Regions from separate parts of the Homo sapiens genome. Here region 2 is linked to region 1. Evidence: chromatin loops called from intact Hi-C (ENCODE). Cell type or tissue: heart left ventricle. All regions are shown on one strand. Links, peaks and the distances in the headings refer to the core of each region. The heading gives the core; the rest is flanking DNA. Region 1 holds the start of LOC124903459 (a long non-coding RNA gene). Region 2 overlaps FMN1 (formin 1).

Region 1 (16,134 bases), core at 3,691-11,690:
CCAGGACTCAAGGTCTGTTCTTTTTTTTTTTTTTTTTTTTTTTTTTTGAGATGGAATCTTGCTCAGTTGCCCAGGCTGGAGTGCAGTAGTGCCATCTCGGCTCACTGCAACCTCCACCTCCCAGGTTCAAGCGATTCTCCTGCCTCAGCCTCCCGAGTAGCTGGGACTACAGGCGCACACCACCACCACGCCTGGCTAATTTTTTTGAATTTTTAGTAGAGACGGAGTTCCACCATCTTGACCAGGCTGGTCTTGAACTCTTGGCCTCAAGTGATCCGCCTGCCTCAGCCTCCCAAAGTGCTAGGATTACAGGCGTGAGCCACTGCACCCGGCTGAGGTCCTGTTCTTAACTATGCACACTGCCCGTGTTCCTTGGTCATCACAAGATTACATACCCACTGCTGTCTTCCTTTGTTCAAGCTTCACAAGATGTCCCAGCCTTTCTCCTTTCCTTTTAGATTCTTCTAGTTTGTTATCTATATTCAATCCATTTCTACAGAAGCTTTGATACTGCCCAGTGGAACCAGTCTTATAAATATTTTACTCTTAAGACTTTTCAACAGAGAAAAAAGCCCTTAATCACAGTCCTTGCAAGAGGCAGGTGCTGCCTGTTTTCTTTTTAACCAATTAGTGAAAACAGCTGCAGGCTTTTGATGGGATGACCCAGAGAGGCTGTTGTAAGCGTTGCATTGGCAGAGGAACGCCACAGCATGAAGGCAGGGAAAGTGCTACAAAACTAGATGTGTAAGGGTATCTCTGGCTTTTTCTTTTGTTTGGCTTTATATTCCTGTGAATTAGGTAGAAGCAAGGTGTTGTCTCCATTTCAAAGATGTGGAAAATGAGTATAACGAAGATGCTGATCAGGAAGAAGGTAAGATCCCACAGCATAGCAGCAGGGTGATGTGATGTGGGTGAACAGGAGATGGGATGCCTTTTTCCCCATCTGGGTGCTGCACTTGAGCAGTATGAACTGGTGCCAGTTGTTCCGCTTCCCTTGACCTCAAATGCCTTCATCTTTAAAACAAAAGGTCAAGCCAGGCCGGAGGCAGTGGCTCATGCCTGTAGCCCCAGTACACTGGGGGGCCGAGGTGGGCAGATTACTTGAAGCCAGGAGTTTGAGACCAGCCTGGGTAACATGGTGAAACCCCGTCTCTAGAAAAAATACAAAAATTAGTCGGTCGTGGTGACACGCAACTATAATCCCAGGTGCTCAGGAGGCTGAGGTGGGAGAATCATTTGAGCAAGGGGAGGTGAAGGCTGCCTGAGCAGTGATTGTGCCACTGTACTTCAGCCTGGGTAACGCAGTGAGACCCTGTCTCAAAAAAAAAAAAAAAACAAGCTAGGTAAATTTCTACTATTTCTAAGGTCCCATTCAACCTTACAACAACTGGATTCTACCCAAATTATTCCATAATCTTGTACTCCTTTTATATGACCCCTCATTTTACAGACATTTTTTTGACTCCTTATGATGTTATAATTTCCTCAGCTCTCCCCTCTTGTTCAAGATGCCGTTTGTTGAATTAAAACACGCTTCCTGAACCAAGAAACCAGGATTTCACCCATTAACCTACCCATATCTTTATTCAGAACTTACTTATTTTTCCCAGTACATTGCTCTTAACTTTTTTTCACCTGCAGAAATAGTTTCCTCACTCTTATTTACCCTTACTAAGTTTAACTACACTTTCTACTTTTTGTTTCAAACGGTTTTCGCATGAAGCTATTTGAACTACTTTGGGAAGCTAGAAGCAATTTGTCATTAAAATCAGGCCCAGAACTTGAAATAAGTTGGACAAGGAGAATCATGACAAGTAGCCTAACAGTGAGATGCGATCCTGTTTGCTTTACTTTCACGTTGCCTTTCTGAAGTCTGATGAGAATGTGGGGGTGAATTATCCAAACTGAGTAATAGCGAGAAGTGCTACAAAGAGTAAGGGGGCCCTTAGAGAAGTTTCTTTCAGTGTCCAGTTTTCGCAAAACGATATTTAAAAATTTTTATTGCTGATCTCCTAATATTAGGAAAGTCAAGGAGCTAGGCTCTACTGCCTATAGGAGATAATGTGCCTTTTATTGCAATTGTTCTTATCTCACTAGGTATACACTTACTAGACTGATGTTCTGTTTTTGTTTTTTTTTTTTTTTGAGATGGAGTCTTGTTCTGTTGCCCAGGCTGGAGTGCAGGGGGTGCATCTCGGCTCACTGCAGCCTCCACCTCATGGGTTCAAGTGATTCTCCTCCCTCAGCCTCCCAAGTAGATGGGATTACAGGTGCCCACCACCATGCCTGGCTAATTTTTATATTTTTAGTAGAGACAGGATTTCGCCATGTTGGCCAGGCTAGTCTTGAACTCCTGACCTCAGGTAATCCACCTGCCTTGGCTTCCCAAAGTGCTGGGATTACAGGCGTGAGCTACTGTGCCCAGCCTAGACTGATGTTCTTTTTGCCATGGGGTACAATTGGCTCCACCTTCAATCTGTGTACAGCTGAGAGGACAGTGAGATGGGAGAAATGAAGAATTCACTGCTAGTAAATTCTCCACAAATACTATGCTCACATTTTTAAGTAGCTAGGTACTGATTGTTTTTAACAGAGTTATAACAGAATATCACGTAGGTCAAATGCTACCTATTTCTCATGTATCCTTTGACTTAGAGTTGTCCCTCCATCTACTTGGAAGATTGATCACCCATATACCCAAATCCTCTCATACCCAAGTCCCACAGGAGGCTCTGGGAATCCACTTACAGGAAAAGTTGAAAAGTCAACCCTTCATATGTGCAGGTTTCACATCTCATGAAGACTGCATTTTCCATCTTCTTTTGGTTGAAAACATATTGTATAGGTGAACCCATACAGTTCAAACGTGGGTTGTCTGAGGTGGATCATTTTTAATCTGGCACAGATTATTTTTTGTAGATTTTTCCCCAAGTTACTCAAAAGAAAAGAATGGTCATCCTCAGTATAAGGTTGTTTTTTTGTTTGTTTGTTTGTTTTGGTGAAGATCATTTTTGCACAGATGTGGCAGTTAGAGAGTTTGTCTTGAGGTTAAGACAAGACAAAAGAGAATCAGTTGAGGTAGGTTGTAAAGGATGAAAGCCTTCGCTTCTGCTGGTTTTGTGTAATAGGTGCTTATTTCAGCACATAGATACTGAGATAATGTCCAAGAGAAGTGATTACTATCCTCCCTGAAAATGTTAAAGCTTTAAAGAGATTCATTTTTCAAGACCAATTTAGATTGAATTTGTAGGTTGCTTATTTGAATATTACAATCTGAAACACTCTCATTCCCTGAGTGACCAGCAGTGGTAACATTTTTTATGGTCATGAGAACCAGTGGCTTGAAAGAGTCCGTGTTAAAAGATCTCTTTGAATCTTACTCGTGCTCCTGTTACTCGTGTTCATATTTAAATGGTCACTGCTGGCTTTCATTCAAAATTGTTTCAGGTCTAGCTATTACTATTAGACTGAACCTGGGGGATAAAGTCCTTGGTTACAGTCTGTAAACAAGAGTCTCCTCTTTCTAAATAGAGATCTCCAACTAAACTACACATTTCATGGAGGTGGAAGGCAGGGCTATCTTCATTCTTATGTCCTCACAGCCTCATTCATTGTTGGTGCTCATTTATGACATTGGATGAAGAAGTCTTCTTAATAGAAGTCATGCTTCATAAATGAAGGAGAATGGTAGGGGCAAACTGGAAAACCTTGATGTGTTTGAGCCCAGAGGATTCCGTGTCTCTTCTGTGTTAGATAGATAGGCCAGCTAGGTTTACTGGAATTTTTGCTTGATTTTTCTTTCCTCTCTCTCCATTTTTTCCTAAGAAAACTTGTAGATTTTTCCCCAAGTTATGCAAAAGAAAAGAACAGTCATCCTCAGTATAAGGTTGTTGTTTTTTGTTTGTTTGTTTGTTTTTGGTGATGTTTGTCTTCTGTGTCATTTAAGAGGATAAAGTATACTTCACATCCCAGTTAAAGACCACCAATGAACTGGGCTGAAACCTTTGCACCTCGCTGTGTGTGGTCTTCTATTCGGGAAGGAAGTGGAGCCTCTGGGCTTTCGAAGAGTGGTTGAGAGTGTGGATGCTGGAGCCTGCCTGCATGGATTCACATTATACTTCCACCATCCACTGTTTCTGTGGACTGGCAAGACTTTTAATCTTCTGTGCCTCGGTTCTCTAGCAGGAAAAAGAGAATAATAATAATAACAACTCATAATATGGTTGTTATCTGTATTAAGTGAGTTAATATGTGTGGAGCACCTAAAATTGTGCTTGGCACATGGTCAACCCTCAAATCTTAGATGATGTTATTCCCCACTTACTAGCTGTGTTAAGTTTGGCAAGTTACCTTCTCTCAGCTATGGTTGCTTACCTTTAAAAATGGGCCTAATAATACCTTACTTACCTAGAGCCAAGGGGATGAAATCAGATAATCTCCTGGGACCAAAGACTTGACCCACTTCCCATGAAATTGTGTTGGCATCTATGAGTATTGAGGGGATACTGAAACCTTATAATTCTGCTCCATGCCATGGTGCAGAAGGGCCAGTAGCCCCTTCCAGCATCTGTTCCATTTTGCCCAAATCTATAGAGGGGCCTGGAAGCTTATTCCAGAAATCAATAATTAGTTATGTCTGAGAAATTGAGTCTTTTCAGTTCATAAAAAAAAAAAAAAAAAAGACCAAATACGTGCCCTCTCCCACTGCCCCCTGCCATATTAGAATTGGATGATCTGCATTGCTCGTAAGAAGACTGATCTTAGGCCGGGCGCGGTGGCTCATGCCTGTAATCCTAGCACTTTGGGAGGCCGAGGCGGGCGGATCACCTGAGGCCACGAGTTCGAGACCAGCCTGACCAACATGGAGAAACCTTGTCTCTACTAAAAATACAAAATTAGCCGGGTGTGCTAGCGCATTCCTGTAATTCCAGCTACTCAGGAGGCCGAGGCAGAAGAATCACTTGAACCCGGGAGGCGGGGGTTGTGGTGAGCGGAGATTGCACCATTCCACTCCAGCCTGGGCAAGAAGAGCGAAACTCGGTCTCAAAAAAAAAAAAAAAAAAAAAAAAAAAAAGAGAAAGACTGATCTTATGATCTGTTGTGATCATTTCTTCTTTCTACAATCTTGAAGAAGCAGATGTCTGATTTTAATCAATGGGTATTTCCTCTAGACAAGAATCTTGTTCTTAGACTTAAAAGACACCATTGAATTTTTCTGCAGTGTCCTGGTGGCTTTTTGATTAAGTGCCTCAGTTAATAATTCCCAAAAATACTATGATCAGGAGCAAACAGAGAAGTACCTGTTTAAAACACAAGATCAAATCAAGATTTAGAAAGTGTTTTACTTACCCTTAGTGGTTGATGGGATGCAATGATGCGTTTTTATTTGTGTGAGCGTTCCTTTTGAATACATTGCTAGAAATGTATTTTTGCAATCAGAATTTCTCAGTATTGATGCTTAGATTGTTTTTAGTACTGAAGAACATGGCTCAAGTTATCAATGTGTGACATGCAGCCACCCACTCCTGCAGATAAAGCAAGACTGTCATTTTCCTTATGGCTACCATTTCCATTTTGCAGAAGGAATTACTGTTTGTGTTTAACACTTGACCACAATCTTCTTGGACCTTTGCTCAAACAGAGATGGCAATTACTGTTCAGCCAGTTTGACTTGCCTCTCCAACCAGAACAGTGTCCTGTCCATCCCAGGCACTCACTGCATGCCTGCTTAGTGGGACTGGATTTGGAAAACACTTGAGGCCTTCAGGTAGATAGGGAGCTGTCCCAAGAGGCAGCTATGCAGCTAGGAAACAGGGCTGCAATTTTTACCCCCATCCTTTGTTGCCAGTTTCCCAGCATATAAATAGAGTGGTAGAAACTACACTGGGCTGATGTTTGGAGGTTGTTTTGTCTGTCCTGTTTTTGTTGAGGCAAATTGGGTCTGTGATAGAGATCTGACTGATAGAGACTTTTCAGATGTTTTGCCCTTTAGGAGAACGTGGATCCTTGGGGATCTTCAAATTGTTTTGTCTAATAGGGCAGGTTGTGTGTTACACTGTGTCATGCCAGGTTTCATTTAGTTGGCTGGGACACCAAAGGGGGAGAGGCGTGTCCTGCTGCTGCCAGGATTTCTAAGGCAGCCAGGAAGTCACAGCTGCTGAGCAGAAAGAAGCCTGCGGTTGGCACAGGGAGTGTAGAGGGTAATCATTCCTGCGGAGCCTGGGCTGTTTACTCTGCCACCCTGTTGCTGGTGGACACTGGGTGTGGTGGGTGTGCTTGCCTAATACCTGTTTGTAGAGCACTGAGACAGCTAGGGCAGAGCTAAAACAGCAGTCATCTGAAACCAGTCGTGTGGGTTATCCCTCACGGGCTTTAGGAGCTAAAATCTGCATTCCAGATGAAACCTGCAGGGAAGCGGAAGAAAGCACTTAAAAAAAGCTTCAAGGGCAGTAAATTAACTGCTTTGAGAGTTCTAGGCACTTTTGAGATGATCTATTGCTTTCTTTAATTTGTTTCCTTGATTGCGGCTTCGTAAGTGGCTGCTGATCTGGGTGTACTGCTAGTTTTTTGGCCTGGATGCCCCAGGCCTCTCTGATCATAATCCAGATGAAAAAGAAGGCCTGTGTCAGAAGTATTTCAGTTGTTTTCTGCTGATTTACTTCTGATTCCCTTAGGCTGCTCTGGGCAGTGGCTAAGTGCCCTCAGTATCAGCTTGCCGGCTCAGCACTTTCAGAAGCCTTCACTTGCTCACCAATGAGGAAGTTGAATGCCACCAGGAGAACCGCCGGCCTGGGGCGGAGCTCCTCGTGAAGTCCTGGGTTGGGATTACAGGGCAGGCTGACTTTCCCTATGACAAAAAGGCTTTTGTCCCCGGGAATAAATACGGAAGTTTCAGAAGAGCAGCCTCCCTGGTCCGTGTGTAGTAAGGTGCGCAGCCTCGGCTGCTTCTGGGCATAGACTCCACAGATTTTTCACAGTTGCCCTGGAACACATCATCGCACAAACCGGAAGGAGGGCACTGTGACCCGAAAGAGACCAAGTGTGTTTGCTGTGCGGCTGACAGCCTGACTCCCGGGTCCTGTTGCTCTCTGTCCTGTAAATTAAGAGCAGATGGAGTGGATAAACTGAGAGCGCAGGAGAAGGTAACACAAGTCAGAACTTCCACCAAGGGCATTACTGAGACATGGAGAACGTTGATAATTCTCTGGATGGCAGTGATGTGTCAGAACCAGCAAAACCAGAAGCCGGACTTGAAGTGGCTCAGTCGATCCTGAGTAAGTTCTCTATGAAATCCCTATTTGGGTTTACGAGTAAATTAGAATCTGTGAATCCAGAAGAGGAAGATGCTGTGCTGAAAGCATTCCATAGTTTAGACGTGAATCCCACATCTCAGCAGGATGATTCCAGCAATGGCTTGGATCCACAGGAAGCAGGGTCTCGGGTTTCACCTGACCTCGGAAATGATGAGAAAATTGCAAGCGTGGAGACAGAATCAGAGGGAAGTCAGAGAAAAGAAGCAGGGACATCTCTCCTTGCTCAAGAGCTGCTTCCACTGTCTACTTTGAAAGGGACAAAAGACGATGTCATTTGTGTTCGTGGGACCCTGGTGCACACCACCAGTGATTCTGACTCTGATGATGGTGGCCAGGAGCCAGAGGAGGGAAGCAGCACCAATGGCCCAAAGTCCCCTAGTGGTGTTTTATCTGAGCCATCTCAGGAGTCCAAAGAAAACCCAGGAGGTTTCAGGGAAAATACTGTCACTGGGGAAATGAATGGTGCAGAGCTCTGTGCAGAAGATCCTCAAAGGATTCCACCTGAGATGAGCAGCAAACTGGAAGCTGGCAACGGTGGTCTTCAGACAGAGCGTCGCCCCAGCCAGGACCAGGTGGGAGAAGAAGGGTCCCAAGACCTACCTGCAGTAACAAACCAGAATTCGAGTGTTGGTATCACTGAGAGTGCCTCTTCTAAAAAAGAAGTCTCTGGAGAGAAGTCATTCCAACTTCCAGCTTTTTTCAGTGGGCTTCGTGTGCTGAAGAAGGGGGCTACCGCTGAGGGAGGAGAGACCATCACGGAAATTAAACCAAAGGATGGGGACTTAGCTTTGCTCAAATTGACGCAGCCTGTGCAGAAGTCCTTAGTGCAGGCAGGGCTGCAGACAGTGAAGAGTGAGAAGAAAGCAACTGATCCGAAGGCCACTCCCACTCTCCTGGAGCAGCTCTCTCTGCTGCTCAACATTGACATGCCCAAAACTGAACCGAAGGGAGCAGACCCTGAGTCGCCCAGGAGAGAAGAGATGGGCTGCAATGCTGACCAAGAGAGCCAGAGCGGCCCTGGAGTACCACAAACCCAGGGTGGTGAGGTCAAGCCAAAGTCGCCAGAGACAGCCCTGGAGGCTTTTAAAGCCCTATTCATCCGGCCCCCCAGAAAGGGGACCACAGCTGACACCTCTGAGCTGGAAGCTCTCAAGCGCAAGATGAGACATGAGAAGGAGTCGCTAAGAGCTGTGTTTGAACGGTCCAATTCTAAGCCAGCGGATGGCCCCTCTGATTCCAAAAGTGTATGTAGAATTGGGTTTTGCATTTTAACATAAAATATGGTGCTGCTGTATTTCTTTCCAGGTTTCCTCCCAAAGTGAATCCTAGTTGCCTGTTAGTGATTCTTTTAGTTGAAAAAGGATTATAGTCAAATTATATTGTCCTGTAAGGAGTATGGAGTTAACCAGAAGTGCTTTTCATGCGTCCTGATTTTTATCTGGAATATTGCAAGAGGGATATACACAAAGATGTGCAGGTAGGAAAGGGTAACTGTCACCGTGAATTTAAACGTTGATGGTAAACGCACTTATAAAACTAGGTAGCATGAGGAAATGATGCAAGATGGCAGTATAGCCCAGGTTTACAGGGTTTCCTCACCCCTTAATTATACCTCCGCAGAAAGTCTATCGTTCCTTTGAAAGTCTGCCATTTGACAAAATATGTGTTTGTGGTGTGATTAGAGTGTTCCACATTGGTTGGAAGGCTTCCAGATTTAGAGCACTGGATTTAGAATGAGACCTGGGTTTTTATTCTAATTCTGCCATTTACTGGCTGGGTAACCTTGATAATCTCCAAGCCTCAATCTCCTCATGTGCAAAATGAGGAAAATAAAATGGTTATATGGTTGTTATGAGAATTAAACAAAGGCAGTGCATGGGAAGCATCTAATTAATAGATGCTGTTATTACTCAAAGAAAACTAACTCAGGTAATTTATAAAGATGAGCAAGTACCTGTCCAGTAGATCTTAAACGATCAGAAGAACAATAAATAGAATTTCTTGCTTAATATCAATTCAGTGTATGACTATCATTCCTCCTATATATTTAAAATATTCAGTTAAAATGTTAAAAATGAAAGTCTTTGGCAGAATTTCTCAGACTGCAGTTAAAAAACCAAGCACAATATAACATTCTCCTAGTTGTAAAAATCAACACATATAAAAATGACTGGAATATGAAGGCAAATCTCATTCATTCGTTTATAGGAATAAAAGGAAATTAGCAGTGTGGAATGTTTGAAAAAGGGTGTCTTGGTCTACCACTGATGTTCTTGAAATTAGTCTTTGTGTTAAATAATCCTGGAGTCCCGGGATACATTGGTAAACATTCCCATAAATGCACATCAGTGTAGTACATTTATGTCTGTACCTTCAGGTCAAAGTATATTTGTGCTTTTTCAAATAATTATATAATAAAAATAATCTTTTAAGGGTTGTGTGATATATACTTAGCCTTGAGGTTTTTTTGTTGTTGTAGTTTTAAATTTTCACCTCAACTGATCACGTTACACTTCTGGAAAAGGGTCACACTATAGTGAGATATCTGAATTATAGTGAATGAGAGCAATGTGCAACTAGCCATTAAAATTAACTTCAGAATTAGGTTTAGCATGTCATTTTTCAGGAATTAATCGGCTCTGACTACATTCCACTTACTATTTGCCTGCTCTTTCAACAGCCTGACCACAGCCTGACTGAGCAGGATGACAGGACTCCTGGCAGACTTCAAGCTGTCTGGCCACCCCCAAAGACAAAAGACACAGAAGAAAAAGTGGGACTGAAGTACACTGAAGCAGGTAATGTGAAAGGAAGCTAGGGACCCGGGAATGAATCTCTTCCTGCAATGGCTTTTAGTTCTAGCTTAGTTGACTCTCAGAATTTGGGGTTTTATTTCATTATAAAATGTAATGCTGAAGGGTTTCTTTTTGGTTTTGCTGTTAAAGTGAACCTTTGCACACTTATTGTTAACGAGCCTCTGAAAGATGAAAGATGAATGCAGTGGAATGAATGAAAGGGGGAATGTGTGTGAAGTAGGAGAACCTTGGGGGACCTGATGGAGAAGGTAGATTGCAAATCCCTCAGGAAGCCGGTGGTTGGTCCTCATACAATTTTGTGAGCTGGCAGTGTTGCTAGAAGAGGCAGAGTATGGTTCTCTAGAGCTGTAATCTGATTTGTTGTTTGTCTTCGAGTAATGCTTTTGAGATAAAGGAACCTTGTGCAGAGTGAATGTACAGATACCGTATCAGTTACTCGTTCACTTTTGTGAGACAAAGCTTTATTTAATGCATGGCCAACTTTAAAGCAACCTAACTCTCTGGAAACCTGCCTAGGAACTTTACTTGAATTTATTTAAATGAAATGGGAATCTAGATATGGTTACTATTTAAGTGGAAGTTTCACGTGAACTGTAAAATGACACCAAAGCATTAGAGGATGGGTATGTAAGATATTAAGAATTGCATGTGTGTGTATATATCCATGAAACCTCTCTGCCTTCTTCCTGATATTTGGAGATTACCTATACGTGGCTTATATTTGTTGTTTTTATTAGGTGTATGTGTGCATTGAGGTCTATCTATCTATCTGGTTATAGAAAAATAACTTCTTTCCATTCCTGTTCATTGATAGACATGAACAGATCAAAGTTGGGTGGTTCAGTAGGTTTTTCCATAATATCAAATTACTCCAGTGATTGAGAACACACTGGCAGTTGAATCTTGAGATGATTTCTAGCTTTCATTTACACAGTTTCTGCAGGGCATTGGTTACTTCATAGCATTTTCTTTCTGTGGTGTTTGACTTACAGGATGAAAACTCATATCCTTAATGAAAATATGTATAGCAATTTAAGTCTTCTTTCCCACATTTGATTTTCCAAAAATCATAATTGTGTAAGAATGAACAGCATAAGGGTGGAAAATGATTGTTTCATCTGAGCAGAGCAATTCAGACACAGCAGTAAAGAAAGCATAAGGATGTTCTAGGTAATTGAAGCATAGAAGTAGCATAGGGCTAAACTTCTGTTTAACCCAAACTTGAATGGAAAATTTCCTAAACCACATTAGATCACTTTTTTCCTTTTGCTTTGTTTAGTCCAAACGCACTTAACTTTATTTTCTCTAGGGTAATTACATATATGACTGTATCAATGAGGGTCGTACTAATCAGGAATCAGGTGGCACTCAAATGGAGTGATTTGAGGAGAGTTTATTAGAGACCTTTCACAGAGGTACAGACGGGGTTTAGAAAAAGCAGTAAGAGAGCGCTACTCTGGGGCCAGTACCAAGGAGAAGCTTTTACCACACCCAAGCCTGAAGGGGCAAGAGTAGAAGTCGCTATCGAAAACTAGAACTTAAGAGGGAGGCTGAGTGGTGTGGAGGCAGCTGCTGGGCAGGACCCGCAGCCCTCAGCAGGGAGGTGCCGCCGGTCCATAGTGACATGCCAGGCTGGGAACTGAGGGCACACAACCTGATCTCTTCTCATCCCACTCTCTGGTCCCTCATCGTCATTCCCATTGGCCAAACCCAAAGAGAAGTCAGCAGACTGGGAGCCACTTGAGGCTATCATTTCAGGCCTGTCACCGGGGCCCAGAAAGGGCACAGACCTGGAGAAGCACGTAGAAGATCCCCTGCACAGTTATGGTACCACCATGGGCGCCCAGCAGGCCCTGGGCAGAGAGACTTCTAAAGCCCTCCTGGAGAAGAATCTGCACAGACATGCTGGTGTTGTCATACCACACGACACGGGAGTTTAGTACAAGGGCACAAAGACAAGCTTCTGTTATTATCATCCTGTGGGAGGGTTATATTTTCTAGTATAATCAGTTCATAGAAAATATACAGCTATTATTCGAGGCTTGCTCTGTAGAAAACTACTTCATTTTAATGTGAGGGATTTGTTTACTGATCTCAGAAAATCTCTCATAAGGTTTTAAATGTTCCCCAAATAAAGTAAAATTTGAAGATATCCAGAAAAATCATGAAGCAAAAGAAACTTTCTATGATTCTATTTCAGAGAAACTGTTGTCACTTTTGAAACTAGGCCTATGAATTTAATGTGGAAAAATAAAAATAGAATTTGAATCATTATAGACTACTGTTCTTTTCCGATTATTATTATTACTATTTTTTTGAGATGGAGTCTCACTCTGTCGCCCAGGCTGGAGTGCAGTGGCACCATCTTGGCTCACTGCAAGCTCCACCTCCCAGGTTCACGCCATTCTCCTGCCTCAGCCTCCCGAGTAGCTGGGACTACAGGCGCCCGCCACCATGCCCGACTATTTTTTTTGCATTTTTAGTAGAGACGGGGTTTCACCGTGTTGGCCAGGATGGTCTCGATCTCTTGACCTCGTGATCCCCCCGCCTCGACCTCCCAAAGTGCTGGGATTACAGGTGTGAGCCACCGTGCCTGGCCTACTGTTATTTAAACTCTTTAAATGAGTTTTACTAATTATAAAAATTTGAGTTATACATGATGTATTATAAATAACTACTGTAAGTCTTTGTCTATAAGTATTTTATCTTAGGATAAATGCTTATAGGTAGAATTGCTATACATAAGAGTATATGCCTTTTTAAGGTTTCTGATGTATATTACCATATTGCCATAGTTGTTTTTTCTTACTAAATACCTATCCCTAAAAATTACCATTTTTGAAACTGTTATTTTACTTTTTATCATTTGTTTTTAATTTTACTGTGTTGTCTGATGTGTGGAAGTTTTAAATATTTACATAATCAAATCTGTCCTTTCATTATATAATTTCTGATAATTCTTTTAGCTTAAAAGACTTTCTCTGATCTAAGTTTACCAATGTTTTCACGTTTCTTAAAGGGTTTCTTTCTACTTTTTTTCTCTCTTTCTGTCACTCCATTTCATATGAAAAATTTAATTTGGTATACAGTCAGAGGTAGAGATCGAAGACAACTTTTTTTTCTAAATTGCTAATTAATTCCATACCAGACTTTTGGAATAATTATTTCCTCTATATTGTTTAGGACTGTTGGGGGCCTTCTATTGTCTTTGATATGTTTGTATATTATACTATATCTTATTGTAGCATTACAATACATCTCAGAATCTGGCGGTTCCATTTCTTTTGCATACTTTTAAAAATGTTTTTGGATTTCCTTATATATTCATTCTTCTAGAAAAACTTAAAATTTTTATTGGAATTGTATTAGTTTATAAATCAATGTGAGGTAGGAATGATAATGTTTAGTAACTTCACGAGGAGCGTGTCTTATAAAACTATTCAAAGTTTCTTGACATTCAGCAAATTAAATGTATGGTATTTATTTACATATAAATATATATTTGTATATATGTATATATCTTGTATTTTTTCCTAAATATCTTCCCTGGCATATGTTTTAAAAGATAAATACATGATATGGATTTGCTTCTTGTGATTTATTTTTCTTAGAAATCTAATGTGCTCCTAAGCCTCTAGTGACTCGAGCATGCTAGCTTTATTGCAGGTGATTTTCTCCCCAGGGACAGGGCTTGACTGGGTGAAGGACACATTTGGACTGACCTGTGGTACCTTCCCTCAGTTTTACTGTGGTTAGTGATTCTTCATATTTTTAGATTCCTTTAAAATCTAGCAATGATAGAAAGCACAGAAGAAAACATGACACCGAATTTAACATGTATTTTAGGTCCTCTACCCCACCCCACAGCCATCTGTGGGCACTTGGAAGTTCAGAGGGAGAACCTGTTCCGAACACTCAACCGAAAGCTGGGCTTCGTTTCGCCTCCATCTCCTATGTTGTATTATGAAGGGCTACCTGAAATTTCTCATTATTAAGACATTTAAAAAATACATTGTCATGATGTACATCTCAAAATCCTCAGGGGAAGTGAGGTTAATGTTTTCGGAATTAAAATGATAACATTTAGGGAACTGTCAGTGACTGAATTACTCACAGAATGAGAAAGAAAAAAGTTTGAAGAAAAACACTCGTGCTTTCTGAGTTGAATTGTGCATATGTGGTTTCTCTCTCAATGTGCATCTGGAAAAGCTTTTCTCTCTACCTGAAGCATCTCAGAGCTGGCCTGGGGCTGGGGAATGGCAGATGTACTGCCCTGCTGAGTGTGAGGACCATAGCTTTTGTAGAGAAGAGAACTTAGCATAATACATTGTAGTTATTGAAAGTAAGCAAATTGTCAAGACATGTGGCCTCTCCAGCAGACACATCTTTCCTCAGAACCTAGGAGCAATTTAGAAACATCCCTATTTAGAGTATTTTAAATTAAATAGAGAAATAAACCATTCCTCAATTTAATAAAGATCCACCTATTTTCTGGTTTGTTTCTCATTTTAATTTACGTCATTATAAAATGAGAGCTATTTGCCACCCTTCCTGATAAGTCAGGTATCCTTGCTTTATCAGTCAAAGAGAGTTATAAACACCTTGTACTACTTTATTGGCCTACTATAATTTGAGTTTTAATTTCTGCATTCATAGCTAACAGGCTGCGTTAGTCAGCAATGGATTTTCCTTTAAAGTTATGTGTCCAGACAAATTATCTTAATTTTCTCTTTCACCGTCTGGGGAATGGGTTTGTGCATTGTACTATCTTTCATAGACCCCTGTAGCCTGCTATCATCACTTGCATGGAGTTGATTGGATTGTGATAGCCTAGAAATTGGAAGCTGTACAGACTAAAGACCAGAAAAGTCTTGCAGTTTGTGGGTGCAGAAAAAGGTTTACTGGGAAACTAGAGGTGAAGTGTATTGTGCTAAGCTTCCACTTAGTATATGTACACAGCTGGGAGCTCTAGAGGAGACTGACTCTCCCAACATAAATGGGAACTAAAGCTTGGCTTTTAGGAGAGGAATCAAAAGTGCGGACTGGAGACTCAAGAATCACATATTGTGTTCAAGGAGATACTAGTAAAGATCTTTGGCTCAGGAGAGTAGAAGCAAGAGATTAAAATATAGAGTCTCAGTTTTTAGAATATAAAAACTGAGAGCTGCAAACATCTTAGGTCATTTAGTTTAACTTACTCATTTTACAGATGACAGTAGTGAGATTATGAATTGCTGAAAGATACACATAACTTATTAATACTCTGTTGATAAATTATGTGTAATAATTATGAGTTGGAATTATAATTTGGAGATAAAGATAGTCTAAAATTGAAGAGTGATGGATTAAAATTTTTTTAAATCTTTTTGCCAATGTACCAGTATCTAAAGATCCAACAAGGAAAATACATGGGATCAGAAGCATTTTTTGTGGGAACGTAAATTAGTACGGCCATTATGGAAAATTATATGGAAGTTCCTGAAAAAACTAAAAATAGAACTACAAAATGACCGAGTAATCACACTTCTGGGCATATATCCAAAGGAACTGAAACCAATATGTAAAAGATAGAACTGCACTCCCATGTTCATTGTAGAACTATTCACAATAGCCAAGACATTAAATCAGTGTAAGTATTCATCAGTGGGTGAATGGATAAATAAACTATGTTATATATATACAATGGAATACCAATCAGCCTTAAAAGGGTGGGGGGAATTCTCTCAGTTGTGCCAATGTGGATGTATCAGGAGGACCTTATGCTATGTGAAATAAGCCAGGCACAAGAAAGACAAATGTTGCATGCTCTTACTTATATGTGGAATCTAATAAAGTTGAACTCATGGAAGTAGAGAATAAAATGATGGTTATCAGAGGCTGGGGATGTGAGACGGAGGGAATGGAGAGTTGTTGATCAAAGGGCACAACATTTTAGATAAACAGGAGAAATAGATTTTGTGATCTGTTGCACAGCAGTGTGATTATAGTAAAAAATAATGTATTCT
Region 2 (16,134 bases), core at 5,177-13,176, 60 kb after region 1:
TGCAAGAGAAAGTGTAGAAAACTGGCTTGGGGTTTTTATGGCGTTCAACAGACAGTACTGGGCTATGGCTTCTGCGGGCAGTGGTCTGTGTGGTTCACATCTCCTGCGTCAAAGCCTTTACTATCAGATCGCCCAGGTGTGTGGGACACCGGGGAAGAAGGAGGGGTGAGGCTTAAAAACTGTCAGGAGTCAATCATCAAACAGTGGAGTTAGATCTCTTCCTGTGCTTTTGCTGACGTGTGTGCTGGTTGAAGGCCCGCTGACAAAAGGTGTTGGATCAACATTACAGGTAACAGCCTCTCACCAGCTGCTAGCCTGAGACACCCAGTTAAAAAGCTCTGCTGGCAGCTGTTGACTACTTTCTCTTTACTTCACTGCCTTTGAATCTACCTCCACTGTTTCTGACAGACACAAAACCGGTTATGCTTTCTTCAAACTGCACAGTTACTAAGGACTGCATTGTTTATAAGCATCTGGAAGGGAAACAGAGGACTCGCAGGGCCCCAAGACCAGGCTGCACACTTTGGTTTCATAAGCTTATTAAATATGAAAGCTCACATTTGATTTTTATTCTTAGATTTTGGAATAAATGACTTGTGACTCTGCCTTACATGAACTGTGACCATTTTTGTCAATGTTAGAAATGGTCAGAGAAGCTTTGTGCATTCACTCACGGATGAGTTTGTTTGAATTTGTATTTATCTGTCAGTGATTAGCATATTTTTTCAAATGTCATCCTTTATGCACCAGCTTCTTGAAATTTGATACATATTTATACTATTTTTACTATTATTTAATTTGTTATTTTAATGAATTTACTGTTTTTGCTTAAATAAGCCTTATTAAAGCAGTGGTTCTCAAACTTTGCTGTGCATTATAATCACTTGGTAGGCTTGGTAAAGTAGCCTCAGAGATTCCAAGTCAATAAATCCACCGTAGAGGAAAGAATTTGCATTTCTAAGATGTTCCAGGTGATGCTGATGCTCCTGGTCCAGGGACCAAACTCCGATCAACACTATCTGGGAAGCATTATCAGTGAAATCACGGGTTTTATGTGTGTGTTTGATAATTTTTCCCTAATGCACATTAAAACATTTAACTGTCAAAATAAAAAGTTCAGATACCTACAAAAAATGACCTTGCCGGTGTGTGTGCTAAGTTTTGGAAGCACTGATTGAGTATCGTCCAAGTATAATTCAGAGGAATGATTTTTTTTTTTAAGTCACATATGTACTTGAAAATACAACAATGTGAGGTAGTGGGTAAAGGCCAGTGAGAGGCACAGGCCGGACATATCAGGATCCGCGGGTAGGAGTAGATCCATGTTTCCTACTCAGTGGAGAATTCAGAAAGTTTCTACTTCCTAACTGTACATAATCCAGTTTTGCCCATGTCATGTGCGTGTGTGATGCGGTGGAGGCTTGGATATATGTGTAAGAAAGAGCGCATAAATGAAAATCAGATTTAACCAGAAACTAGTAACTACAGGCCCTGAAATTCCCTTAGAAAAGACAGACGAATCATAATCACAGAACTTGTCGGTGCCAGCCATTGAAATTCACACCATTCACTCTGACCCCTGGCTCTTCAAACCTCCCTGTGATTAAAATTAGCATTCCCCTTTTACAGAATTATGAAAAAAGTTACCCCAAGTTTACGAGTGATTCTGGTAATAGGATAAAGCAAGCAACTTTGAAGTTTACAGAGGCTTGGGGTTTTGTTTGCATCTGCTGCTTATGTAACCAAAAGAACGGCAAGAACGAAAACAAGGGAATAAACAAAAACTCTGCAGAGCCAGCACACGTTCTTTGGGTCTGAATGATATTATTGGCACTTAACTAGCATGTGGTTTTAGGAAAGCTGTTCAACCTGAGGCGTTTTCTCATCTGTAAAGTAAGTCTCGATATGATAGGGTCTACCTTTTCAATTTGATGTGAGGATGGCAGGAGTTAATCTGTGTAAAGTGCTTAGAACTATTCCTGAAAAATAACCCTCAATAATGTTATCCGTACCCATATGTAATTAGGTAAACTCATTTAGTAAGTGATGGACTTCAGCAGTGGTTACTGCATGCCTTCTGTGTTTGTGGAATCATCTGTAATTCTGCTCTTCACAAATTGGAGGGCACAAACTTTGTAATGACACCTGGCAGGAAGGATGTTTTGTTATTGTGAACTGATCAAAAAGGAAGGTTTGTGCAACATAAAGGGAAGGAACCAATTAGCTAAATACTAGACTAAGAAAGCTTTATTTGTACAGAGAAAGTTCTTTCATTTTTTTTTCCTCCAAAATGTTGAATCCTGCCAGTTAGGAGCCTTACTCCTTTCTCTGTCTTTCATGGACTACATTATTGTTTTCAAAAAGACGTTCTTTAGACTTGTTTCTTGTGGAATAGATTATTTAAATTGATTTATTAACTTCCATTAGGGGCTAATGTGACTTCAAATGAGTCTGCCCTTTTCAACCCTGATGTAGAATTCCTGTTCCTCCTTTTCACACACTTATAAGGTCCCAGAGCTACTGAATACCAATGCTAGGGTCAAGTTCTCTTTTTAACAAATACACACATCCTTGGTCTTGAGTTGACACCTCTGCCTCCCCATCCTCACACTCAGGCATCTGCAAGCCTCAAGAAGCATCTGGGGGCAGGGGGCTGCCACTAACAAGACACATTTGGAAAGCACTAACTTAGTTTTGACTCATGGACATTATTCTGTAACCTTTATATTCTCTTACTACTCTCTTGTGAACTCTCAAAGTGAGCATTCACCAATGCCAGTAGTAAAGGCATTAGCTTCCTCCTTCTACATGCTGCCCAGGGATTCTGTCATCCTTGTTGGGATGGGAGTGTGTTTCCTGCCACCCGTCACACTGGGACTCTTGGTAAAAATATTTGTTAAAGGAGGAGATGAATCATGCTTTCCTAGATGTTAGCTTTGCAGTAGTCTCCTTCATCGGTTTGTTAATGAATTAGTCATAGCGATATCTGTCACACCCATATAGGTACAATTTACACAAAATGAATCATTGCAAAATATAGTCTGTATAATTTCTATTTAGAATGTAGATGCTATTCTCAAAGGACATCAATTTCACAAGAAGCTTGGTTTAAGTAGCTTTCCTTTGACTACTTTGTAGAAGCTTGGAATTGGTTAGGGTTTGGATATTTATCATGACATGGGTTAGGACTCAACATTTACACAAGATTTAAACTTACTAAGTCACTTTCTGCTTCTTATTTTATGAATTCAGATGTTCTGTTTTGCCTATATTGATATTTGAGGAAACGAATGTAACCAGTTTTCAAAAGAGAAGTATTTTTTCTTTCATTTAATGTTAGATATGCATAAAGATAATTTCGTAAAAAATATCCAATTTAAAGAATAATTTTTCATTTAACACCCATATAACATCTCCTTGCTCAATCACAACCCAACTTGGTTCATCTTCTCCTGGAAACCACCATTCTTCTTAGTTTTGTTAATATTATTGCTTGCTAGTCTTTCTTTTTTTAAAAATAAAAGACACATTTATTCAGCTTCATGATCAGACTATTACATTTAGCAATTGATAGCATGGGTGCAGACAAACCACTGTATTAAAACCCTTGGCTGGAATGCTTTATACTTTCCACAGAACAGAAATTAAAATAACCTGTTATATAACTAATCACAAATATGGTCCTTAACTCTTTTGCCCATACACGGGAGTATTGTATAAAACATGTCTTCTTTGTAGCAGCTAGGCCCTGTGCCACCACTGTGCTTTGCTGAGTTCACAAACCTGTTGCAACCTATAGCTTCCCTGTCACTTCTCTGGCTCTACTCTCCTACTAAGCTTTGTTTCCTGGCAGTAATTAAAATCTTCTGCCAGTGCCATAGCTAGTGCTACCCCTATAGCCTCCTTGGTTTTGTGGTTTGGCAAAGTACTGGCTTCCACCATCATAGGAACCAGAGCTTTTGCCTCCAAAGTTTTTTCCCTTCATGGATCAAAAATTTGAAGACCGGTGGTTTTAATTGCCAAAATCATTGTAGCTTCCACCACCTCCAGTGTTGCTCCCATCATTACCAAATTCATTATAGCCACCCCCACTGCTACCATATCCTCCACCACCACAGCTGCCACTAAAGCCACCATGACCACTGAAGTTTTCTCCATAACCAAAGATGTCGTTCCCACCAAAACCACCTCCATGGCCACCACGAAAGTTTCCAGAACTACTATGTCCTCTTTGGCTGGATGAAGCACTAGCCATCTCTTGCTTTGACAGGGCTTTCCTACCTTCACAGTTGTGGTCATTTGCAGTGTGGTATTTCTGAACGACAGTCTTATCCACAGAGTCATGGTTGTCAAAGGTTACAAAGGCAAAGCCCCTTTTCTTGCCACTGCCTCGGTCAGTCATGATTTCAATCACTTCCATTTTTCCATACTGTTGAAAATAATCTCTTAGGTGATGTTCTTCTGTGTCTTCTTTAATGCCAGCAACAAATGTCTTTTTCACAGTTGAGTGGGCACCTGGTCTTTGAGAATCTTCTTAGACAGCTCTCTTTGGTTCCACAACTCTTCATCCACCTTGTGTGGCCTTGCATTCATGGCTGCATCTGCCTCCTCCACGGTGGCATATGAGACAAACCCAAAGCCTCTGGAATACCTGGTGTTTGGATCTCATTACCACACAGTTCTTGAGCGTTCCCCATTGCTCAAAATGATTCCTCAGGCACTTATCGGTGGTTTCAAAGCCCAACCCTCTGATGAGGAGCTTCCACAGCTGTTCAGGCCCTTTGAGGGACTCTGATGTGCAGACATGACAGCAGTGGGAAGAGAGACAATGCTTCCTTTGGTGCTGTCCACTGACAGGTTGCTTTTCTTCATAGTTTTGTTACTTATGTATGCCTAAGGTTAGGATTGTTGGTTAAGAAAGCATTAATATCTTTAACTTTATTAGAAAATATCATTGTTCATAGTGATTATACCAGTTTGCACTCCTGCTGTAAGTGAAGTGTATGGAAGTTTCCATTGTTCTGCATCTTCACCAAGGCTCTGTTGTCAGACCTTAAATATTCCTGATTACTAATAAGGAGCACCTTTTAACATAGTTATTATTTGTATATCATCTTTTTAGAGCGCCTGTTGATGCTTTTTGCTCATTTTTCACATGGGCTTCATTTTCTATAGTTTTGTAGGATGCATTTATATATTTACACTAGATCTTGATTGATGGTGTTGCAAGTATATTCTCCCACTCTGTAGGGAATGTTATCTCTATTGATGATAGATTGATCTATTGTCAATCTGTTTCTCTATGGTATATTTTAAGAAAAATAAGTTCTTAATTTTAATGTAGTCAAATTTATCAGGTTTTTTCCTCTATATATATTGCTTTGTGAATATTAAGAAATCTTTTTTCTATCCTGAGGCTGTAAAATACTATGCTATAAGATAAATTTTATAAGATAATTATTATAAAATATTTACAATTTTGCTTTTTACAGTTTAGCACTTAATTGACTTCTAATAGATTATAGTATAAGGTTAGGATCCAGTTTTGTCTTTTTCCATAAGAAAGGAACAGAATATTTTTTTCCCAGCCAATAGTTATTGAAAAGATCATTCTTTGTGTAACTAATGATCTTCAGTGCTATTTCTATCATATATCAAGTGACCCTATAAATCATGGTATCTTTCTGGACTGTCTATTCTATCTTATTAGCCTATTTGTTAATCCCTGTGTCTGTACCATGCCATGTTAATTACATTGTAAGAATTAAAAATAATTCTCATTAGGAGGTAAGGTAAGTTGTCTTAACTTAGTCTATATTTTCATGCATTCCTTGGCTCTTATTGGCATTTTGCACTTTCATGCTTCCACATGCATTTTAGAATGGGCTCCTTATATTCAAACAAAACAAAACTCAAATTTTGAAGGAATCAGTTTGGGAAGACTCACACCTTTACAATATGAAGTCTTATAAATCAGAAACATGGCTTGCCCACTTGTCTTTCTGCGTTTATTTTTTTTTTTTTAGTAAAATATGTCAATAAAATGTTACTATTTTCTTATATGAGGTCTTTACATATTTCTGTTGAGTTTTTTCTGGGTATTTTGTATTTTTAGAAGTACTGTAAGTGTTATGCTTTTCTTTTTTAAACTGCTACTATGAGGATTTTTGTATATTTTTGTTGATAATACCAAGCAACTCTGCTAAACATGCATATTCTAATATTTTATCAGTTGGATCTTTTAGATTTTTCTAGATGTATGAACATAGAGAATAATACCTTCCTTTTTCTCTTTATAATCTATGTAGATTTTGTGTCTTTTTTCTCATCCATTACATCTGCTAGTAGCAGTAGAAAAATGATGAATATCAACAATAGTAGCAGGTATTGTTGTGTTATGCTGAATCTTACAGGGAAAATATTTACCAATATAATATTTAATGTCAGATTTAAAACAAATTAACATCCTTTTTTTGGTGTACTTTTTCTTGAACTTAATGTGTATGGATTCATGTAACAACCACCATAATCAGGACAGAGAATAATATCTAATATCATTATCCCTAAAATTCCTTTGCTTGCTGCCACTTTGCAGTCAACCCCCTCCCCAAACCCCCATCTCTAACCTCTGGCAACTACTATTCTGATCTGTTCTTCATCCCTCTAGATTGTCTTTTCTAGATGTCATATAAATGCTATTGAACAGTGGTTGGCCTTCTGAGACTGACTTCTTTCACTCTGCATAGTGCCTTTAAGATTCTTCATGTTGGCCAGGCACTTTGAGAAGCCGAGGGGGGTGAATCACCTGAGGTCAGGAGTTTGAAACCAGCCTGGCCAACATAGTAAAACCCTGTCTCTACTAAAAATACAAAAATTAGCTGGGCATGGTGGTGGGCTGTAATCCCAGCTACTCTGGAGGCTGAGGCAGAAGAATCGCTTGAACTTGGGAGGTGGAGGTTCCAGTGAGCCAAGATCGTGCCATTGCACTTTAGCCTGGGAAACGAGTGAAACTCCATCTCAAAAAAAACAAACAAAAAAAAGATTCCTCCATGTTGATGCATATATTCGTCTTTATTGCTGAGTAGTATTCCATCATATGGACATACTATCATTTGTTTATGCATTCACCCATTAAATGAAGCATGTTTACTGGCTTTGAAAATTATTCTACTTCCTTGATCAAGCTACTTAATGTCTCTATGCATTAGTATCTTCATCAGTAATGGAGACAATAATGGTACCTACATCATAGGGTTATTGTGGAGATGAAATGAGTTGATAAAGTAAGACTTAGAATAATGCCTGATATATAGTAAGTAGTCAGCAAATGAAATCCTTTATTATTGTTTTCAATATTAGCAAAGATTTTGAGATAGAAAATAATTTGACAAGTTCAAGGAATGGCAAGAAAGCCAGTGTACGGTGGAGTATGATGAACAAGGGGAAGGAGTGGTATGAAATGATAGGGAGAGATATGTAGGAACCAGGACATGGAGGTCTTTATGGGCTGCAACAGAGAGCTCTGATTTCACTCTAATTGCGTGAAAAACCAAGGATGAGATGATCTGGTTCATGTCTATGTAGATCACTCAGTCTGCTTTGATGAGCATCAGTTACAGTGGTGCTAAAAGTAGAAGCAGGCACCCTACCAGAAGTATACTGCTTTAATCTAGTGGAGATGGTGGTAACTTGGATTATCGTGGTGCTGGTGGGGATAATGACAAGTGGTCACTACCAGACCATTCGAGGTATGATTTGGATTTAGAACCCACAGAACTTTCTGATGGATTCACAGCTCAGTGGAGCACCTTCCCCACAACAGTAGAGGTCTATCTAGCCGTAATTATCAGCAGCAACACTACTTTTCTGGCGTGGCTTTGCCAATGATTTCCTTCTTCCATTTTTAAATTAAAACACAAACTTTCATGCCTGATTTAGGAAATCTACTTGGAGAAATAGCCTGGCTTTCACACATATTTCAATGAGGTCAAACTGCTTCTTGCTTACTCATACTCATGACCCCAAACACATTTGTAAAATAATTGGCTTATCTCACAAAAATGTGTGCTCATAGCATTTTTGTCTTGTGGTTCTCTGCAGCCTGTATAGTTCCATGACCCCACACACCTAGAATTTCTGCTGGAAATAAAGTTGTCTTGACAGCTGCATGCTTCGCCAGCAGAATGATAGTTTTAGTGGTTGGCTGGAGTTCTTACGTACACTTGGGACTTATTGTTGAAATAAACATTATTAGACTCATATTAAAATTGGACCAGAAATTTATTTTTGTCCTTTCAGCCTCAGTTCACCCTAGAATCTCTCATCCAAATGACAAATAGTATTGACTTTCTGAGATAAAGATTAAAATCAGCCCTGGGTGCTTACTTAGCCTTGCATTCAAATGGAGATTTTTTTTTTCTTTTTTGAAACAGAGTTAAAAATAGAGTGCTCTGATCTCACATAGAAAGTTTTCGTTTGTTTCCTGCCCTGTCTGCTCTTAAGATGTCTGTATTTGTCCTCTGTGGGGACTTAATTTCCAACTCCTTAAATACAAACTCCTGACCTAGTGTTTATCTGGAACACACTCATCATCCCTTTTTTTTTCTTTTAACCCTATCCCATCTGCTTAATTTGTGTCTTTTCGTAATTCAGCGTTTGCTAAAAGGAAGGAATTTACCTTTTACCCTGAACTACTTGTCCTATCTTTCTGTAATTTTTAACATCTCTTGTAAGGTTGATGTCAAATTGTGGCATTTATTTTAGTCAGTTTATTTCTAAGAGGACCAGTAGATAAATTTTGTGCTTAATTTTGTACTTCTTTATAATTGGCCTCTTTTTTGATTTTACAGAATACCAAGCTGCTATTTTACACTTGAAGAGGGAGCACAAAGAAGAAATTGAAAACCTGCAGGTATGCCTCTTTGATGCTACTGAACGGGTTCTATAGAACTGATACTTGGTTTTCTCCTATGCTGAAGTAAATATTCCTCTTAAGTTGAAGTGTTAAACTAGACAGCATCGCATCTTGCAGCTGCCAGTAGGCACTGTGTCTATACAGGGAATGAAAAGTCTTGGATTCTGTTTTTAATAGAATTCAATTTCTAATTTTAAAAAATACCATAAATGCATTTGATTGGATTGGAAAATGATTATTTTATTTTTAAAGCAGAAGAGAAGATGGAATAGACTTCTGCTGTTATATAAAATATAGTAGAAGTTTTTTTTTCTAGGTACGATGGAAGTTATTTTTGTTCAGCTTCCTCTTGTTCGGGTGTTCATGTCTGTATGTTTCTTAGCACATCCCTGCAATATGATGTGATGCAGATTACAAAATTTAAGGAAGGAGCCCTAGGAGGTGGAGGAGGAGGAGTTCTGAGCCCTTCCGTATCCTCAGAGAGTGCTGGGAAATTGTTGACCTGATCCTCCCTTGTGAAGCCCGGAATGACTGAGGGATCATTTCCCTTGTGCTGCCATCTAGTTGACTTTCCCTGTATTTGGCATTTGCTTGTAGTGCCTGTGGCAGAAAGTTCAGAATCTTAACTTCAAATAACTGGATACTGAATCAGGCACTGAGACTTGTTTACTGATGGCTGCAGTAACCCCCTGCTTCAGGAGAGAATGACAGCAAAATTTCAGTAACATTTTTTCCTCATTTAATGTTAACTCATGACTGCTAATTTAATCAATCTGTGGATCAGACATTTCTTTTCTAAAAATTTGTTAGTTTGCGAATAGAAATTGTATATATACGGTATATGACATGTTTTGAAATATGTATATATTGTGGAGTAACTAAATTGAGCTAATTAATATATACTTTGTCTCACATACATTGCCTCACATATTTATCATTTATATGCGGTGAGAACACGAAAACTCTGCTCTTTTAGAAATTTTAAAGTATACAATAACATGGTTATGAACTATAGTCACCATGTTGTACAGAAGATCATCTTGAATTTATTTCTCACATCTAACTGAAATTTGTCTCCTTTCATCAACATCTCCCTAATCCTTCCCCACTTTTCACCCCTCTCTGCCCCTAGCCCCTGGTAACCACCATTCTACTCCCTGTTCCTGCGAGTTCGACTTTTTTAGATTTCTCACATAAATGAGGTCATGCCATGTCTTTCTGTGCTTGGCATATTTCACGTAACATAATGTTCTCTAGGTTCATCCATATTGTAGCAAATGACAGGATTATTTTTTTCTTTTTAAAGACTAGAGTATTCCATTTTGTGTATAAACCACATTTTTTTTAACCATTTGTCCATTGATGGACACTCAACGTTGATTCCATATCTTGGCTTTTGTGAATAACGCTGCAGTCAACATGAGAGTGTAGATATCTCTTCAACATACTGACTTCATTTCCTTTAAATATATACCCAGTAGTGGGATTTCTAGGTCATATGGTAATTCTAGTTTTAATTTTTTTGAAGAGCCTCCACACTGTTTTCTACAAACTAGTTTACATTCCTACCAACAGTGTGCATGGGTTCTCTTTTTCCATATCCTCACCAATACTTGTAATCTTTTGTCTTTTTTTGGCAATAGCGATTCTAACAGTTGTGAAGTGATATCTCATCGTGGTTTTAGTTTGCATTTCCCTGATGATTAGTGATGTTGGAGCATTTTTTTCATATATTGGTTGACCCTTTTGTATGTCTTCTTTTGAGAAATGTATTTTCAGATTATTTGCTCATTTTTAAATCAGGCTGTTTGTTTTCTTGCCTTTGAATTCCTTAAATATTTTTTGTATATTAACCCCTTATCAGATATATGAAAACATCCTTCTTTTCAATGAATGATAATGTGCTTTTAAAAATAACTGAGTCGGTGTATTGGATTATATGTTATGTTATTGCAAGTAGCAGAAAATTATTCGATAAGTAGTATGGTGTATGAATTCAAGCCCTACCCATCCAGCAGAGTTTAAATAGTTAGGGAGAGAAAATGAGTCAATTTCACAAAGAAACAAAAAAGTGGAAAAGTACCTCTGTCTCCTAGAAGAAAAGGAGAGGAGGGAGGCCCTTATCTCCCTTGTTACAAAGGGAGACCTCTCTTTCTTTTTCTTTGTTCTGATGTGAAAAAAGATTGTCAGCTGCCTCAGAGGAACTGAAATTGGTAGGGGATAATTTAAGACACAGATTCCTAAAGAGGGCAGGAACAGAAGTGATTCTGTAAGCAGAAGTTGTGTTAACAGCCAAGTTGTAACAGTTAACCCTAGCTTTCCACAAACTGTAGACCAGCCTGGCGAGGGCTTTGACAGTGGAATAATATTCTTGGTAACAGAAGATGCTTACAGTTTTTTAATTCTTGCTGTGTGCTAGGTATTGTTCTAAGCACATTATCTCATTCTGTCTCTGCAAAAGTCTTATGATCTTATATATCTCAAACTAAGAAAAGATTGGAGATGGAAAAGAGGAGTATATGGAAGAAGGAAAGTATATTGTGATCATGATCTGCACTTAAAATACAGGTTAGACTAAGGTGTGATTAACAGTAGTAAAGATTAAAAATGTTCCAAACTATACTTTAGATTTTTAAAAACCATCTGTAAAAAAATCATCTGCTCTTTTGATGATACTAGTACACTTAAACAACTGTTGTTGCCCCACATTTATGATGTTTACCTAATTGCTAAAGCCATGGCCACCATGGCTCACTATTGCCATCTGGGTGGTACATCCAATTTATACACTTAGCTGTAGTTTTTTTTTTTTAATATTATTATTATACTTTAAGTTTTAGGGTACATATGCACAACGTGCAGGTTTGTTACATATGTATACATGTGCCATGTTGTTGTGCTGCACTCATTAACTCATCATTTAGCATTAGGTATATCTCCTAATGCTATCCCTCCCCGCTACCCCCACCCCACAACAGTCCCTGGTGTGTGATGTTCCCGTTCCTGTGTCCACGTGTTCTCATTGTTCAAGTCCCACCTATGAGTGAGAACATACGGTGTTTGGTTTTTTTGTCCTTGCGATAGTTTGCTGAGAATGATGGTTTCCAGCTTCATCCATGTCCCTACAAAGGACATGAACTCATCATTTTTTATGGCTGCATAGTATTCCATGGTGTATATGTGCCACATTTTCTTAATTCAGTCTATCATTGATGGACATTTGGGTTGGTTCCAAGTTTTTGCTATTGTGAATAGTGCCACAATAAACATAGGTGTGCATGTGTCTTTATAGCAGCATGATTTATAATCCTTTGGGTATGTACCCAGTAATGGGATGGCTGGGTCAAATGGTATTTCTAGTTCTAGATCCCTGAGGAATCGCCACACTGACTTCCACAATGGTTGAACTGGTTTACAGTCCCACCAACAGTGTAAAAGTGTTCCTATTTCTTCACATCCTCTCCAGCACCTGTTGTTTCCTGACTTTAATGATCGCCATTCTAACTGATGTGAGATAGTATCTCATTGTGGTTCTGCTTTGCATTTCTCTGATGGCCAGTGATGGTGAGCATTTTTTCATGTGTCTGTTGGCTGCATAAATGTCTTCTTTTGAGAAGTGTCTGTTCATATCCTTCGCCTACTTTTTGATGGGGTTGTTTTTTTCTTGTAAATTTGTTTGAGTTCACTGTAGATTCTGGATATTAGCCCTTTGTCAGATGAGTAGGTTGCAAAAATTTTCTCCCATTCTGTAGGTTGCCTGTTCACTCTGATGGTGGTTTCTTTTGCTTTGCAGAAGCTCTTTAGTTTAATTAGATCCCATTTGTCAATTTTGGTTTTGTTGCCATTGCTTTTGGTGTTTTAGACATGAAGTCCTTGCCCATGCCTATGTCCTGAATGGTATTGCCTAGGTTTTCTTCTAGGGTTTTTATGGTTTTAGGTCTAACATGTAAGTCTTTAATCCATTTTGAATTAATTTTTGTATAAGGTGTAAGGAAGGGATCCAGTTTCAGCTTTGTACGTATGGCTAGCCAGTTTTCCCAGCACCATTTATTAAATAGGGATTCCTTTCCCCATTGCTTGTTTTTGTTAGGTTTGTCAAAGATCAGATAGTTGTAGATATGCGGCATTATTTCTGAGGGCTCTGTTCTGTTCCATTGATCTATATCTCTGTTTTGGTACCAGAACCATGCTGTTTTGGTTACTGTAGCCTTGTAGTGTAGTTTGAAGTCAGGTAGTGTGATGCCTCCAGCTTTGTTCTTTTGGCTTAGGATTGACTTGGCAATGCGGGCTCTTTTTTGGTTCCATGTGAACTTTAAAGTAGTTTTTTCCAATTCTGTGAAGAAAGTCATTGGTAGCTTGATGGGGATGGCATTGAATCTATAAATTACCTTGGGCAGTATGGCCATTTTCACGATATTGATTCTTACCCATGAGCATAGAATGTTCTTCCATTTGTTTGTATCCTCTTTTATTTCATTGAGCAGTGGTTTGTAGTTCTCCTTGAAGAGGTCCTTCACATTCCTTGTAAGTTGGATTCCCAGGTATTTTATTCCCTTTGAAGCAATTGTGAATGGGAGTTCACTCATGATTTGGCTCTCTGTCTGTTATTGGTGTATAAGAATGCTTGTGATTTTTGCACATTGATTTTGTATCCTGAGACTTTGCTGAAGTTGCTTATCAGCTTAAGGAGATTTTGGGCTGAGACAATGGGGTTTTCTAGATACACAATCACGTCATCTGCAAACAGGGACAATTTGACTTTCTCTTTTCCTATTGAATGCCCTTTATTTCCTTCTCCTGTCTAATTGCCCTGGCCAGAACTTCCAACACTTTGTTGAATGGGAGTGGTGAGAGAGGGCATCCCTGTCTTGTACCAGTTTTTAAAGGGAATGCTTCCAGTTTTTGTCCACTCAGTATGATATTGATAGATAGCTCTTACTATTTTGAGATACGTCCCATCAATACCTAATTTATTGAGAGCTTTCAGCATGAAGTGTTGTTGAATTTTGTCAAAGGCCTTTTCTGCATCTATTGAGATAATCATGTGGTTTTTGTCTTTGGTTCTGTTTATATGCTGGATTGTGTTTATTGATTTTCGTATGTTGAACACTTAGCTGTAGTTTTAAACTATTCTAGCAGTCACAGATGGACAACCCTCAGTAGGAAACCAGCAACCCTCTTCTCTAATCTGACCCAAAGAAGTGTTTCATTTGGCAAACACAGTGTTTTAAAGATTGAACTAGGAATAAATATTTTAAAATATGGAGATTTTTATATAAAACCTGGATTTCTAGCTGCTGCTTTAAAACTTGGAGAAGCTGGCACCAAAGGACTTATTTTCTTGTATGACTTCAACCTGCTGGGGCTAAGTCGCAGGCATTCACTTCCACCAGGATGCATGACCTCTCATTTGCCAGGGTGCTCTCTGGGCCACTTTACCTGCCTGATTAATTACCCCTGTACTCTGGGTGATACTGAAAATAAAATGAGACAACTGGTTTGGCATCAATACAATAAAAAATAGATGCTGTTCGTAAAACGAACAGACAAAAACCCACCCTAGCTGTACTTGTGAGTACTCACTGAATATCACCCCTACCTGTTTTGTTTCACTAAGTAGTGGACTCATCTTTTGTCACAGACCTAGTGGAAGATAGTGAGTGGGAAAAATATGTTGATGCTTTACATGTGATTTCCATTGGCAGCTATCATTGTTAGATTTTCTTTCTCCATATACAAGTTATGGAGAATTCAGATATGTTTCCAGACTTCTTCAACATGCCTTTCTAGAATAAGAAGGGTTTCATGCTTTTAAAGTACAAAAGAAAAAGTGACTCATTCTGTCACCATGTACAAGAATTGATAAGTATCACATTTAGGTCTTTTTGGAATGTTTTCATAGAATTTAAAGAAAACAGCATGATTCAATAAGCAGAGAACCTAAATAAGCAGAGAACTTTCCATTTTGTTTTAACCATACACTTGAAGGGAAATCACTTAATTGTTCAGTTTCCCCCACCAGCAAAATGCAAGCCCTATCACCTAAAATATTTGGATTGGACAGTTGATTATTTTACCCTGTAGTTCCATGGGCAGTAAGTGGGGGAGCTTAGGGTTTTTATTCCATGTGTGCTCTGCAGCCAGCATTCGTTGAGTGGTGCAGTATGGAAAGGGCACAAGGCTGCTCCTGCTACTAGCTTATCAAAAGGTGTAGCATGCTGCATGCGCGCACCACCGCAGTCCAGCCTGAGCGAGGGAGTGAGACTTTGTATCAAAAAAGAAGAGGAGGAGGAGGAGGAGGGGGAAGGGGGAGGCGGAAGGGGAGGGGGAGGAGGAGGAAAGTCCAATGTCCCAAATATGTCCTCAACCAAAAAAAAAAGCACAAAGACCACTCTAAACTCGAGGAGGAGGGAGGAGGAGGAGGATGGGGGGAGGTGGGGGGGGAAGTGGGAGGAGGAGGAGGATGAGGGGGGACGCACTTGGACAAAACTGAAGAATTATGTTGTGGATATTATAAATGACATAAAACAGTGAAGTCATGGGAAATGACCTGCAACCACCCTCCCGCTGGAGATTTGAATGGCAAAATCATCCAAGTACTTACTTTAAGTAAAGGTGTATAAACATGTGTACCAGAAATTGATTCATTTAAATAATCAATAAATCTTTGCTTTTGAACTATAAGGGGAAGGTAAATGTAAATTGCTACACTTTTTTTTTTCTTTTTGAGACGGAGTCTTACTCTTGTTACCCAAGCTAGATTGAAATGCTGTGATCTCGGCTCACTGCAACCTCCGCCTCCCAGATTTAAGCGGTTCTCTTGCCTCAGCCTCTTGAGTAGCTGGAATTACAAGCATGTGCTACCACATCCAGCTAATTTTTGTATTTTTAGTTGAGACAGGGTTTGGCCATGTTGGCCAGGCTGATCTTGAACTCCTGACCACAAGTGATCCACCCGTCTCGGCCTCCCAAAGTGCTGGGATTACAGGCATGAGCCACTGTGCCTGGCCGTGGATTTATTCTTTAAGGGTGACTTGTCTGTGATCTTCCTGCTGTACTTGTGCCTGTGTGCTTTATATCAGGGTGGTCTAAACTAGCTTTTCCCAAGACAGAATCCACTGAACAGTGATACTTTGAAATGCCTCTTGACAAAATGTTTTCATGGTCAAATATATTTGAGAAATATCTATTGCTGTGTTTGAGCTTTACCACGTACAGGG

What was found. Peaks named below come from ENCODE experiments on the same cell type or tissue, not always from the same donor. Only the 100,000 strongest peaks of a DNase experiment are listed, where the experiment ranks them.
Region 2: it touches region 1 in a loop (5-fold over the local background); 4 of 110 quality-filtered maps call a loop at or near these places.

What each region holds. Positions count from the first base shown.
Region 1 is chr15:33,058,934-33,075,067 of GRCh38, reverse strand. It overlaps FMN1 (formin 1), which reads left to right. Exons shown (of 21, transcript NM_001277313.2): 6 at 9,994-10,111. It overlaps LOC124903459 (a long non-coding RNA gene), which reads right to left and starts at 8,170. Exons shown (of 2, transcript XR_007064574.1): 1 at 5,350-8,170; 2 at 1-4,178. RefSeq lists an enhancer at 7,178-8,001. In heart left ventricle, for the core only: no CTCF peak of the experiment used is centred there; a DNase peak (open chromatin) is centred at 6,787; H3K4me3 peaks cover 379 bases.
Region 2 is chr15:33,000,791-33,016,924 of GRCh38, reverse strand. FMN1 (formin 1) reads left to right here. Exons shown (of 21, transcript NM_001277313.2): 7 at 8,850-8,911. It also overlaps the pseudogene HNRNPA1P71. Among named protein-coding and RNA genes, the nearest start is that of FMN1, 190 kb to the left of the region's middle. In heart left ventricle, for the core only: a CTCF peak has its summit at 9,465; no DNase peak of the experiment used is centred there; H3K27ac peaks cover 959 bases.